Regions from separate parts of the Homo sapiens genome. Here region 1 is linked to region 2. A link is a contact called in ENCODE Hi-C or POLR2A ChIA-PET data. All regions are on one chromosome and are shown on one strand. The core of a region is the stretch at or near the end of the contact, and the rest is flanking DNA. Distances in the headings are between cores, read along the strand shown.

Region 1 (7,312 bases), core at 2,173-4,672, 130 kb before region 2:
GAGACGTAATCTCCGAAAGGGGGACATCCCCTCAATTCCTCCCTCCACTACCACACAAGTGGACTCCCGAGGAGGAAGGGGGCCCAGCAGAGTGTCCCATCCCCGGTGTTGGCAGAGTGGGTCTTCCTGCCCTCAAAGCCTCGCACGCACTCACTCTCAAAGGCCTGGAGGAAAAGCTCGTGGTCAGCCTGGACGTGCTCCATTTTCGACTTCTTCACCGGTAACGCCGCGGAGGAGGAGGAGGCCGAGTAACTGCCACCGCCTCCACAGCCCCCGCCGCCGGATTTGCCGCTCGAAGCCGTCGCCGCCGAACCCCCGAAGCCGCCTCCCCCGGACCCCGCGCTGGGCCCCGAGCCGCCCCCTCCCCCACCGCCGTGCTTCTGAGGCGCCATCGCGGTTCCTGCCTCCTTCCCCGGCCAGCTACTCGCCGGGCGGCCCCGGAGAGTAAGCGCCTGCAATACCAACCGCTCGCCCCAGCAGGCTCCGGCTGACCGAGGGGAGAAGGAGGAGAGAGGGGAGGAAAGGGGAAGGGAAGGCAGGAGGAGAGGAGGGAAGGAGGGAGGAAGAAAAAGTGTCTCCTCAGAGCCCCGCTCCGCTTCGGAGGCCGCTCACCCTACCCAGGCCTCGCTCCGCCCACTTCCCCCGCCCGGCGCTCTGATTGGCCGGCGGGAGCGCGCACCGCCGGGCCGCCCAGCCCGTTGGCCCGCGGATTCCCCCGTCAGTCACGCGGAGGCGCTTCTCGCGGAGGCGCGGCTTGGTTGGCCGGTGCGCGCTGCCGATCGCGGGCCCGGCCGCCTCTTTGAACTGAATTCGCGGGAAAATTAGGGGTCGGAGCGGCCTTCCTGCTGGCCCCGGTGCATTGTGGGGAGAGAAGGACCCAGCGAGCGGTTTAGAGAGTCTAGATCCTTAGTTTTTTGCCCCCAAACACCGTAAGAGCGGTCAGAGAGGTAAACTGGTTGAGAAGTACTTACATACACTCTTCTCTTCTTGAGGATCTATACCTTTTCAGCTCAGAAAGCTGAGAAGGAATCCGGTGTTTTGCGAGCCTTGCTTTTTTTTTTTTTTTTTTTTTTTTTTGAGACGGAGCCTCCCTCTGTCGCCCAGGCTGGAGTGCCAGTGGCGCGATTTCGTCTCCCTACAACCTGCGCCTCCCGGGTTCAAGCGATTCTCCTGCCTCAGCCTCCAGAGTAGCTGGGATTACAGGCGCTCGCCACCACGCCTGGCTAATTTTTTTGTGTTTTTATTAGAGACAGGGTTTCACCATGTTGGCCAGGCTGGTCTCGATCTCCTGACCTCGTGATCCGCCTGCCTCGGCTTCCCAAAGTGCTGGGATTACAGGCGTGAGCCACTGTGCTGGCCAGAAACACACATTCTCTGAGGCGGGCCCTCCAGCATGGGAACCCCTGCTCTGTCACATCCAGCTGTCATCCCAGCCTGTCCCATCTCAGGCTGTCCTGGGCTCTCAGTACCATCATTGAGCCAGCACTTTCAAATCTCTTATGTCCAGCCTGGAATTTCTCATCAGAGCCCCCATTACCATTTCCCTGCTGAAAACCAAAACCCTTGTAATTGGCCCAGTTAGCTCCCTGACCCCATGTCTGCTCCAGCCACTCCTGCTATTCCTGGACCACAGCAGGCCTTGCCCCAGGGCCTTTGCACCTGTCGCTTCCTCCACCTGTAGCTTCTGCCAACCCACTGTCCACATGGCCGGCTCCTTCAGGCCATTGCTCAGATGGAACTATTCACCTGGTGTATAGAATGTCCTCTTCATGGGGCAGGGATCATTGAACTGTTTTGCTCATGGTGGCCGCATCCCCAAATTTTACTTTTTTTTTTTAGAGATAGGGTCTTGCTCTGTCACTCAGGCTGGAGTGCAGTGGTGAAATCATGGCTCACTGCAGCCTCCACCTCCCAGGCTCAAGCGATCCTCCCGCCTCGGCCTCCCTAGTAGCTGAGACCACAGGTATGCGCCATCACGTCCAGCTAATTTATTTTATTTTGCAAAGATGAGGTCTTGCTATGTTGCCCAGGCTGAACATGAACTTCTGGCCTCAAGAGATCCTCCTGCCTCAACATCCCAAAGTGCTGGGATTACTGCTTGAGGCCATCACCATTGTTGTCTTCATATCCTCAACTTTTAGAATAGGCCTGGCACGCGGCACTGAATTATTTGTTGAATGAATCTCAGATCCCAAAGCTGAGACTCTGCCTTGATTCCTCACCTTCCCTGTCATCCCCCTCACAGAAGCCATCAGCAAGTCCTGTGGGCTCTGCCTCTCAAGTATCTCGCGACCTGCCCACTTCTGGCTCTAAGCACAGCACCCAGGCCCATGCCGCCATCCTATGTCACCTGTATGTTGTCCTGGCCTCCTTGCCCGCCTCCCAATCCGCCCTTCACTCAGAGCTAAGGGACCACATAATGATGTTGATCCGAACATTAACTGACCCCCTGGTCTCTGCTGGGGTCTCATTTCCTCACTAGAGCCCAGAGGCTGTGGGTGAACTGGTGCCACCAAGCTCTCCAAGCCCCATTCTGTCCTCCCTCCTGTTCCTGAAACATTCAACATTCCAGTTCCAGCCCCCAAGCAGGATCCCTGCATGTTGGCTGCGGCTGCTCATTGTTCAGGGCTCAGCCGCAAGGTCACCGCAGCAGAGTGACCTACCCTGGCCCCCTGCAAACAAAACAGTCCTCGCCTGCTGCCCTCACCCGCCATCTTTTCCCTGTTTTTAATTCACAGCTCTCAAGTGAGCACCTGAAATTACCTTTTTATCAACACGAGCTTCTTGAGAGAGGCCCTTAGAAATCAGCACACGGCTGGGCACAGTGGCTCATGCCTGTAATCCCAGCACTTTGGGAAGCCGAGGCGGGTGGATCACCAGAGGTCAGGAGTTCGAGACCACCCTGGCCAACATGGTGAAACCCCGTCTCTACTAAAAATACCAAAAAATTAGCCGGGCGTGGTGGCAGATACCTGTAATCCCAGCTACTCGGGAGGCTGAGGCACAAGAATTGGTTGAACCCGAGAGGTAGAGGTTGCAGTGAGGCTAGATTGTGCCATTGCACTCCAGTCCGGGCAACAGAGCCAGACTGTCTCAAAAATAAATAAATAAAATAAAACAAATAGGCACAGGCCCTCAATAAATAAAGATCCCCACAGGGCAGGACACCTGGTCCAGACCTCAGTCTCCTCACATGGGAAATGGGAGGATAATATCTGCAAGACAGCCCTGAACACCCCCTCTCCAGCCCTGTAGCTCTCTGCCCGCTTCCCCTCTCATGCCCACTCCTGATACCAGCTCCCTCTCCACTGCCCCAGCTTCTTCACTAAATCCCCCGCAGCCACCTCCAGCCCCCATCCGCATCTCCCCCCACATCCCTGACTAGACACGGCTGGTGTCACTTTCAGATCATTTTACAGCGTGTTACTCCCCCAGCCGCCACCAGCCCCCGTCCGCATCTCCCCCCACATCTGTGACTAGACATGGCTGGTGTCACTTTCAGATCATTTTCCAGCATGTTACTTTGGGGATGGGGAGTGGCTTCCTTATTTCAACTTCCTCATTTCTCCAACTGTCCAGCCACAGAAAGGTTCAGTGGAGGCAGTGTCCCCAAGCTGAGGAGTACTCCCCTCCCAGGGTCTCCAAGCGCTTTCTTTCACACTGCAACAGGCATCCTAGCAGAGGAACTGGTTAGGGGAAGTAAAAATGGCTGGATTTGTACGGTGACTCATGCCTGTGATCCCAGTGCTTTGGGAGGCTAAGGTGGGTGGATCACTTCAGCCCAGGAGTTCAAGGCTGCAGTGAGCTATGATCGTGCCACTGCACTCCAGCCTGGGCAACATGTCTCTAGAAATTTGTTTTTTTTTTTGAGACGGAGTCTCACTCTGTCACCAGGCTAGAGTGCAGTGGCACGATCTCGGCTGACTGCAACCTCCGCCTCCTGGGTTCAAGCGATCCTCCTGCCTCAGCCTCCTGAGTAGCTGGGACTACAGGCATGCGCCACCACGCCCAGCTATTTTTTGTATTTTTAGTAGAGACGGGGTTTCACCGTGTTGGCCAGGATGGTCTCGATCTCTTGACCTCGTGATCAGCCCACCTGGGCCTCTCAAAGTGCTGGGATTACAGGCGTGAGCCACAGCGCCCGGCCAAATTTTTTGTTTTTTAATTTGGCGTGGTGGTGCCCAGCTACTTGGGAGGCTGAGGCAAGAGGATCACTTGAGCCCAGGAGTTTGCAAGGCTGCAGTAAGCTATGATCCTGCCACTGCACTCCAGTCTGGGCAACAGAGCAAGACCCTCTCTTAATTAAAAAAAAAAAAAAAGGGCAGGGAAGCCACCCGATGCCAAGTTGTGTGGGCAGCGAATCCACATGGGTCTAGATCCCAATTTTGCCTTATACGTGCCCTGTGTGACCTTGAGCTGGTCTCCTCACCTCCCTGGCCCTGGTTCCCTCTGCGCTGCTATTCTGCAGGGTTCTGGTAAGGAGAGCAGTGCACGTACACGCTGGGCCAACACAGGCCCCATCAGAGGGTGCCATGCACAGCCTGGCGCCAGTCAGGGCACAAAGACACCCACGGAAGAGGCAGTCCCTCTCTTCCTCCCAGGCTGCACCCTAGAATGCTGAGACTCCAGAGTGGAGCCCCCGCTGAGCCATGTATACTTCCACCAGGAACTCCAAGGCATCTTCAGCCCAACCAGACCAATACAAGCCCCTACATCAGTGCACGGTGCCACCATCCTTCCAGGCCCTCCAGCCAGAACCCCAGGAGCTGAAAGCCTTGACTCCTCTTTCTCTCACCCCTAAATCCAGTTCAAGAGTAAGTCTTTGGGCTGTGTATACTTCCAGAACACCCCAGTGTTGGTCCACACATCTGTCTTCAGCATCTGCCCCTCTAGTCCTGGGCCCTGGCCACTCCCCAAGTGCCCTCTGGCCCCTTTGCCTCCGATGTCCAGGCTCTCCTGGCAGCCAGAGGCACCACCTCCTTTTTTTTTTTTTTTTTGAGACGGAGTCTCACTTTGTCACCGGGGCTGGAGTGCAGTGGCACAATCTTGGCTCACTGCAACTTCCACCTCTGGGGTTCAAGCGATTCTCCTGCCTCAGCCTCCTGAGTAGCTGGGATTATAGGCGCCCACCACCATGAGTAGACACGGGGTTTCACCATGTTGGCCAGGCTCGTCTGGAACTCCTGACCTCAAGTGATCCACCCGCCTCGGCCTCCCAACGTGTTGGGATTACAGGCATGAGCCACTGTGTCCAGCCTCCAAAACTTTTTTATCACCCCAAATAGAAACTCCATACCCACTGAACAATAACGCCCACTCCCCTCGTCGCCCAGCCCTGGTAACTTATAGTCTACTTTCTGTCTCCATGGATTTACCTATTCTAGACATTTCATACAAATGGAATCACAGGCTATGTGGCCTCCCCCGCCCCACCAGTTAGATGGGGGTCTCACTCTGTTGCCCAGGCTGGAGTGCCGTGGCCCAATCTCGGCTCACTGTAACCTCCACCTCCCAGGCTCAAGTGATCCTCCCGTCTCAGCCTCCTGAGTAGCTGGGACTATAGTCACATGACCCCTCTAAATTAACTCCTGGCTAATTTTTGTATTTTTTGTAGAGGCAGGATTTCGTCATGTTGCCTAGGCTGGCCTCAAACTCCTGGACTCAAGTGATCTGCCCATCTTGGCCTCGTAAAGTGCTGGGATTACAGGTGTGAGCCACCATTCCTGGCCTTATTTTGTGTCCAGCTTCTCACTCAGCGCCACGTTTCCAAGGCTCACCTACGTTATAGCCTGGATCCGGGCTTCATTCCGTTTTATGGCTGCGTAGTATTCCACTGCATGGGTGGACCATGTTTTCTTTATCCAGTCATCGGTAATGGACATGTGGGCTGTTGCACAGAAGGGTCCTTTTTATTTTCTCCCTAGCTTTACTGAGGCATCACTGACAAATAGAAATTACATATATTTAAGGTTACATGATATTTTGATATCCATTATGTGTTGTGAAATGATTACTACAACCAAGCTAACTAACAACATATCCAACACCTCACCTAGATACCTTTCTGGTGTGTGTGGTGAGAACACTTGAGTCTAATTCCTCAGCAAGTTTCAAGAAAACAGTATGCTATAATAATAATATTATTATTTTGAGACGGAGTCTCGCTCTGTCACCCAGGCTGGAGTGCAGTGGCACAATCTTGGCTCACTGCAACTTCTCCCTCCCAGTTCAAGCAATTCTCGTGCCTCAGCCTCCCAAGTGGCCGGGGCTACAGGTGGGCACCACCGTGCCTGGTTAATTTTTGTATTTTTAGTAGAGATGGGGTCTCATGTTGCCCAGACTGGTCTCAAACTTTTGAGCTCAAGCAATCTGCCTGCCTCGGCCTCCCAAAGTGCTGCGATTATAGGTATGAGCCACCACACCTGGCCTGCTATTATTAATTATAGTCACCATGCTGTACCTTAGGTCTCTGGAAGTTTTTTTTTTTTAGAGATGAGGTCTTGCTCTGTTGCCCAGGCTGGAGTGCAGTGGCACCATCATAGCTCACTGCAGTCTCGAACTCCTGGGCTCAAGAGTTCACCCTCTTGAGCCTTCCGTGTAGCTGGGATTACAGGCGTGTGCCACCATGCTTGGCTGATTTTAAATGTTTTTGTGGAGACAGGGTCTTGCTATGTTGTTCAGGCTGGCCTTGCACTCCTGGCATCAAGCAATGCTCCCGCCTTGGCCTCCCAAAGTGCTGGGATTACAGGCCCAAGCCATTCTGCCTGGTTAAAACGTTTATCTGAAAGCTGAAAGCTTGTACCCTTTGACCTGCATCTCCCGCCTTCCCCTGTGCCCTCACCCCCATAACCACTGCTCTACTCTGCTTCTACGAGTTCAATTCTTTTTTAGATTCCACAGATAAGTGAGGTCACGCACTATCTGTCTTTCTGTGTCTGGCTTATTTCACTTAGCATAATGTCCTCCAGGTTCATCCATTCCAGAGGGGTGTTTTAAAAGACAATCTTGGCCGGGCCAGTAGCTCACACCTGTAATCCCAGCACTTTGGGAGGCCGAGGAGGGCAGATCACCTGAGGTCAAGAGTTCAAGACCAGCCGGCCGGGCGCGGTGGCTCACGCCTGTAATCCCAGCACTTTGGGAGGCAGAGGCGGGCGGATCATGAGGTCAGGAGATCGAGACCATCCTGGCTAACACAGTGAAACCCCGCCTCTACTAAAAATACAAAAAATTAGCCGGGCGTGGTGGCGGGCGCCTGTAGTCCCAGCTACTCGGGAGGCTGAGGCAGGAGAATGGCGTGAACCCAGGAGGCGGA
Region 2 (6,993 bases), core at 1,397-3,896:
TCTTTTCCATCTAACCCTTTAATGTTTATGTCCTAAAAAGCTGCTAATTAAATCCAGCTCTTGAGATCTATTTGCTAAAATATATCCCATCTAATTTGTAAATGATGAACAAAAATGAAAAAAAAAATGTTCGCTTTCCTGGCAAAACAGAAGACTCCACTATAACCAAAGGAGGAAGGACAATGTTTTTAACATTTGTCAAATTTTAAGAGAAAACTATTCAGAGACAAATAGTTGTAAGAAACTCAGAGTACCTCAAACTGTTTTTCCTATTAAGTGGACACAGGGTATTTAAAAAATCCTCAGAAAAACCTGAAACAAAATCACTCTATAAATGTAGTTCAATATTCCCTCTTCCCCTAAAATATAAGCATAATCTTTCCTCTTAACAAACTTTACTTATAAATTTTTATAATGTATCATAGGCAGTACAGAAACCACAGATAAACACTTTAAGATCTACTGAGTCATACTAAAAACCTCAACTCATTTTATCTGCAGAAAATCAAAATCCCTATTTTTTCCCTCATTTTCTCTATGTAGCCTTGAGGGAAGTAAATGGAAACAGCTTATTTCTGATGCTTTCTGCACACCTGGGATCGCATGTTCTTTCGATGATCACTGATTCCAGATAGCAACAGATAAACTCTAAAGCAACAAAGATCCCCTAAAAAGGTTTCCATTGACTTCTCCCAATATAAGGACATTGAATGGGGGGGAGTAGGGGGAAATACAAGTATCCTCCAATCCAGGTTTTCCATTAAGAACCACTCAGTTAATGATTCCCTGCATTTTTCCCTAGGGAAAGCAAAACTGTCATGAAGGTCGTATATTATTTAAATTGCAGCCAACAGACATTCGAGATAAATTCTCAAATACCAAATTCACTGCAAGTTTTCATCTAGCTGTACTGGGATGTGACACACAGGCATTCAACCACAAAATTAGCTCAAATAAATCTCAAAGTCTAGTGTGGACAAACATAATTACAGTTTATTCGTACACGTGCACGCACACACAAATCCTCTACGGAAAATTATCTTTCTCACCACTCATCGGAATATAAACGTGGACAATTTATCAGGGGTAAATGGTGAAGGTAGGATAACGTCGTGATTTCAATTCCTTTTCAAACCAAATACAAGTTTTCCTAAAATGGGGGTGACATGTCCATGTAAGAATACCAAAAATGGCACTGTAAGCAAAAATGTACCTGTAATGTTAAAGATTTCATGCGCCTGGAATCATAAACACTTTGTAAGTGTAGTCTTCTATCTAGCAACCCCTCCGGACATTATTTTCCATTTAGAAAAAGGAAGGGGGAGGGTGGGGAGAGTAAGAGAAAGTTTGCTCTAAAGTTTGTATGAGCACATAGTTAGAAAAGTACCCCCTACCCGCCTCCAAAAGTGTGTTTTTAAAGCAGGTCTGGAGTTAGAAGTGACACAAGTTCTGCGGCCTACAAGGTACAACCCCAAACATGCCACCCTACAATCAGACACTTCCAAAACACAGTGTACAATGAGCCCGAGCCGTCGGATCAGACAGGCACATGGGAAAAGTCAACCTCAGTCTCCTCTCCTCAGAGAGACCTGAGTTTAAGGTGTGCGGCCCCGGCAACGGTGGCCAGAGGCGGGGAGTAAAGGTTTTGCAAGCGGGCATAAGTGGGTGTGCAAGGTAACAACCCGGGAACACACACGTACACCCTCCCGTTAAGCGCTCCATCTTTAAGGAGTGTTTACTGCGCGCAGTCTGCAACCGGATTCAATAATCCCCTTCACGAGCCCACCTGGGCCGTAGCCCAGGGGCTGCTGCTCCCCGAGCCCCGGGAGGCAGCGTCGGGCTCCTTGACCAAGACTTTTCAGCCCGAAATCCGCTGCGATGCGAACGGGTGTATCCTCCCCTCCACAAAAGACTACCCCGCCTCCCCGAGTCATCCTCGGCTTTTTAAAGAATGTCCAAACCAGAGCGAGTGGCTTTCCAATTACTCTCCCTGAACTAGGCCTTCCTACTCCTCCGACCCCCAACTCACCATTGATCGCGATCCTGGCCCTTCCCAAGTCAACAGGTACCCCGCGCCAGCTCGCCCACCCGGCGGCTGCCCAGCCCGGCCGCCGCTCCCCATCACCTGTCGGGCGCAGTCTGACTGGCCCGTTCCTCCGGCTTCAGGGGTTGGACATGTCCCCGGCGGCGGGGTTGGCGGGGGCGGCGGGCGGGACGGGGACAGGGGCGACGTCGAAGCGCGGCGGAGTCACCACAGAGGCAGGGGCTGAGGCCCGAGCTGCCGGCGCTGCGACCGCCACGGCCGGAGGGTCCCGGATGTGGCGAGCGTCGTCGTCCTGAGCCGCTGAGCTCCCCGCTCCTCCCACTTCTCCTTCCTTGGTCCGGGCAGCACAACTAGGCGGCAGCCGGCCGCTGGCGCCCCAGCCGTCTCCTCGCGGCCTCCGCGGCCTTTCCCTCCTCTCCTCTAGGCTAGGCCCAGTAGCCGACGGGGCTGGTCGGCTGAGGCGGGCGGTGCTCGGCGGCGCCGGAGCAGGACTCTGGGCTCGGCTACTCCTCCTCCACCCGCCTTTTTGTCTGAGGGACCCGGGACCTGGGGCTGCCGCCACCACTGGTCGGCTCCGGGGGACTGGGAGGAGACGGGAGTTGGGGCCGTTGGGGCCGGGCGGGGCCAGCGGGCGCGCGCAGAGTACCCAGGGTGCCCCGGGCTGGCACCGGCCGTCAGGGAGTGGGTGAGGTGCCGCCGAGGGTCTCACGCGGAACGCGCGCAGGGAGCAAAGTGGCAGCGGGGGCGACAACTCTGGCACCTGGAGGGGCATAGTGTCCGGTCCACTTAAGGAGAGCTTTTGTCCAAGCAGGGCCGACTGCATTTATTAGACGCCCACTGCGTGCAGAGCGCTCCTAGAGGCTGGGGCGAGGAAGGTTAGAACCGAGTCCGCTGCCCGCTGGGAATCTGGCGTCTCTCGGGCGAGGGAAGAGACAGCATTCCCACGCCAATGGTTCCAGCAAAGCCCCAGGACTGCTCTGCTCCTGGTCTTGTAGTTGACACCTCCATCGGAGACTCACCTGGGGGAGGCGATCGGGTTACCTGCCGGCTCCTGCTCTTTTCAGGTGCAGCCAAGGATAGGGAGATGATAACATCTGAAAGGATTAACAAGATAAACCTTGGAGAGTAATGTATGAAGGGTTGTTCATACACTGCTGTATTTAGTTATCTCAGGAGGAGAAAGAAAATTTCTTTTTAAATGTGTACCTTATCCTTTGACCTTGTAACTTTACTGCTAGGATTTTTTTTTTTTTTTTTGACAGGGTCACCCTCTGTCGCCCAGGCTTGAGTGCAGTAGTGTGACCACGCCTCACTGCAGCCTCAACTTCCTGGGCTCTGGTGATACTCTCACATGAGCCTCTGGAGTAGCTGGGACCACAGGTGTGCACCACCACGCCCCATTAATTTTTGTATTTTTAGTAGAGACATGTTTAGTAGAGACATTTAGGTTTCCCCACGTTGCCAGGCTGGTCACGAACTCCTGACCTCAAGAGATCCGCCTGCCTCGGCCTCCCAAAGTGCTCTCAGGCTCGGCTCCCTGAGCCACCATGCCTGGCCCTATTCTTGACAAATAAATAATAGTACGGAAGATGTTCTTTGCTATATTCCATTAATAACAAAAGGAATGAGGGAACAGCATAATGGTCCATGAACCGCATGCTTTTTAATGCAGCCATTTAACTGACAAGTTTTATGAAGATCATATAATATGGAAGAATGTATATGTAATGCAAAGTTTAAAAACAGAATAGAAGTTGTATGCATATGCATGCGAAAGTATGTAGCACAATGTAAACTACTAAGAACAACAGCGTGGGAGATTTTTTATGTGATTCATTAGTTTTGCTTTAGGCTGTTATTAATGCAATTTTAAATGTTTTGGATTAATATATTTTAATCCTTATTCCATGCCAGTCATTTCTTTTAATGCATCAGTGTAGTCACCTCTCCAGATAGTTACCTCTGAGAGCATTTCATCAGTTTGGATACAGCCTTACAATTAAAGTAATCCAAAAAAGTATATGAAGTTCTAGACATCACACTAGAAATACCACAGATAGGCCGGGCAGGGTGGCTCACCCCTGTAATCCCAACACTTTGGGAGGCCAAGGCGGGCGGATCATTTGAGGTCAGGAGTTCAAGACCAGCCTGGCCAACTTGGTGAAATCCCGTCTCTGCTAAAAAAAAAAAAAAAAAATATATATATATATATATTAATTAGCCAGGCGTGATGGCGCATGCCTGTAGTCCCAGCTACTAGGGAGGCCAAGGCACGAGAATCGCTTGATCCCGAGAGGTGGCAGTGAGCCAAGATCACGCCACTGCACTTCAGCCTGGGCAACAGAATGAGGCTCCGTATCAAAAATAAATACATAAATAAATAAAAATAAAAATACCAGAGATAGTGCCAGCAATTCATTCAACAAATATTAAGTGGCTATTTTGTGCAGAACAATGAGCAAGGTCCTTTAGAAATGCTTCCTTGTACTACAGATATATACAAATCAATGTGAACAATAGCTGCTACCACAATTTAAGAGGCTGAACAGTGGCAAAAAACTTAGCAAACTGATGTACACATTCACATTTGCCTTATTTTTATGGCACATTCTTTGTTTCCAGCCACCCAACTAACATAATTTGTAGCTTTATATTAGTTAATGTAAGTTAGTATTTCAGAAGGTGATGGGAGACCTGGGGGAGACTGCTTGTTTTGAAGTTTAAAGCAGTACATTCAAAAATGTAAGTGACAGCATAGAAAAATGTATACAGGGTTAACATGCAGAGGTTTGTATTTAGGCTTTCTTGTAAGTTTAAATACTATTGTTTAAAACAAATATTCAGATAAGAATAACACTTTAAAACCATTCAAGGACTGGGCATGGTGACTCATGCCTGTAATCCTAGCACTTTGGGAGGCTGAAGCAGAGGAATCAGTTGAGCTCAGGAGTTTGAAACCAACGTGGGCAACATGGCGAAACCTCATATCTACAAAAAATTAGCCGAGAGTGGTGGCATGCACCTATAGGCCCAGCTACTCGGAAGGCTGAGATAGGAGGATCACCTGAGCCCACAGAGGTCAAGGTTGCAGTGAGCCATGATCATGCTACTGCATTCTGTGGGGGAAAGAAATAGAGATCAGACTGTTACTGTGTCTATGTAGAAAGAGGAAGACATAAGAAACTCCATTTTGGGGATCTAATTAAACTAAAGAGCTTCTGCACAGCAAAAGAAACTATCATCAGAGCGAATAGGCAACCTACAAAATGGGAGAAAATTTTCGCAACCTACTCATCTGACAAAGGGCTAATATCCAGAATCTACAATGAACTCAAACAAATTTACAAGAAAAAAACAAACAACCCCATCAAAAAGTGGGCGAAGGACATGAACAGACACTTCTCAAAAGAAGACATTTATGCAGCCAAAAGACACATGAAAAAATGTTCACCATCACTGGCCATCAGAGAAATGCAAATCAAAACCACAGTGAGATACCATCTCACACCAGTTAGAATGGCGATCATTAAAAAGTCAGGAAACAACAGGTGCTGGAGAGGATGTGGAGAAACAGGAACACTTTTACACTGTTGGTGGGACTGTAAACTAGTTCAACCATTGTGGAAGTCAGTGTGGCAATTCCTCATGGATCTAGAACTAGAAATACCATTTGACCCAGCCATCTCATTACTGGGTATATACCCAAAGGACTATAAATCATGCTGCTATGAAGACACATGCACACGTATGTTTATTGCGGCATTATTCACAATAGCAAAGTCTTGGAACCAACCCAAATGTCCAACAATGATAGACTCATTAAGAAAATGTGGCACATATACACCATGGAATACTATGCAGCCATAAAAAATGATGAGTTCATGTCCTTTGTAGGGACATGGATGAAACTGGAAATCATCATTCTCAGTAAACTATCGCAAGAACAAAAAAACCACACACCGCATATTCTCACTCATAAGTGGGAATTGAACAATGAGAGCACATGGACACAGGAAGGGGAACATCACACTCTGGGGACTGTTGTGGGGTGGGGGGAGGGGGGAGGGATAGCACTGGGAGATATACCTAATGCTAGATGATGAGTTGGTGGGTGCAGCGCACCAGCATGGCAGATGTATACATATGTAACTAACCTGCACATTGTGCACGTGTACCCTAAAACTTAAAAGTATAATAATAAAAAATAAATAAATAAATAAAAGAAACTCCATTTTGATCTGTACTAAGAAAAATTCTGCTGCCTTGTGTTGTGGGAAGTCAGGGACCCCAAATGGGGGGACTGGCTGAAGCTATGACAGAAGAACATGGATTGTGAAGATTTTATGGACATTTATTAGTTCCCCAAATTAATACTTTTGTAATTTCTTATGCCTGTCTTTACTGCAATCTCTAAACATAAATTGTAAAGATTTCATGGACACTTATCACTTCCCCAGTCAATACCCTTGTGATTTCCTATGCCTGTCTTTACTTTATTTTTTTATTTTTTATTTATTTTTTTTTTTGAGAGGGAGTCTCGCTCTGTTGCCCAGGCTGGAGTGCAGTGGCACAATCTCGGCTCACTGCAAGCTCCGCCTCCCGGGTTCAGGCCATTCTCTTGCCTTAGCCTCCTGAGCAGCTGGGACTACAGGCGCCCGCAACCATGCCCAGCTAATTTTTTGTATTTTTAGTAGAGACGGGGTTTCACCGTGTTCACCAGGATGGTCTCGATCTCCTGACCTCGTGATCCACCCACCTCGGCCTCTGAAAGTGCTGGGATTACAGGCGTGAGCCACTGCGCCCGGCCAACCTGTCTTTACTTTAATCTCTTAATCCTGTCAGTCGAGGAGGATGTATGTCACCTCAGGACCCTGTAATAATTGCATTAACTGCACAAATTGTAGAGCATGTGTGTTTAAACAATATGAAATCTGGGCACCTTGAAAAAA

Evidence for each region. A loop is a pair of places that touch in the nucleus more often than their neighbours do. ChIA-PET counts read pairs that join two places held with the same protein, here RNA polymerase II (POLR2A). Pooled maps may share reads with other maps.
Region 1: a loop to region 2 is called in a map with no recorded cell type, with 8 times the contacts of the local background. The contact joins two enhancer-like sites. A Hi-C loop is called at or near these places in 4 of 168 maps with a recorded cell type or tissue (GM12878, chondrocyte, endothelial cell of umbilical vein and 1 more), 10 of 37 single-sample maps with no recorded cell type and 17 of 50 pooled maps. POLR2A ChIA-PET finds 5 or more read pairs at or near these places in 5 of 52 experiments (A549, AG04449, SK-N-SH and 2 more).

The regions. Positions count from the first base shown.
Region 1 is chr17:30,724,966-30,732,277 of GRCh38, reverse strand. It overlaps the pseudogene SUZ12P1. Among named protein-coding and RNA genes, the nearest start is that of CRLF3, 96 kb to the left of the region's middle. RefSeq lists a silencer at 292-361 and an enhancer at 59-679. Within about 2 kb of position 3,422, at least 5 of the 41 ENCODE cell types and tissues checked have a DNase peak (open chromatin) inside an H3K27ac peak, as active enhancers do; they include GM12878, where a contact is called at or near this core.
Region 2 is chr17:30,596,049-30,603,041 of GRCh38, reverse strand. It overlaps the pseudogene SMURF2P1-LRRC37BP1 and the pseudogene SMURF2P1. Among named protein-coding and RNA genes, the nearest start is that of GOSR1, 120 kb to the right of the region's middle. RefSeq lists a silencer at 2,281-2,760. Within about 2 kb of position 2,646, at least 40 of the 41 ENCODE cell types and tissues checked have a DNase peak (open chromatin) inside an H3K27ac peak, as active enhancers do; they include GM12878, where a contact is called at or near this core.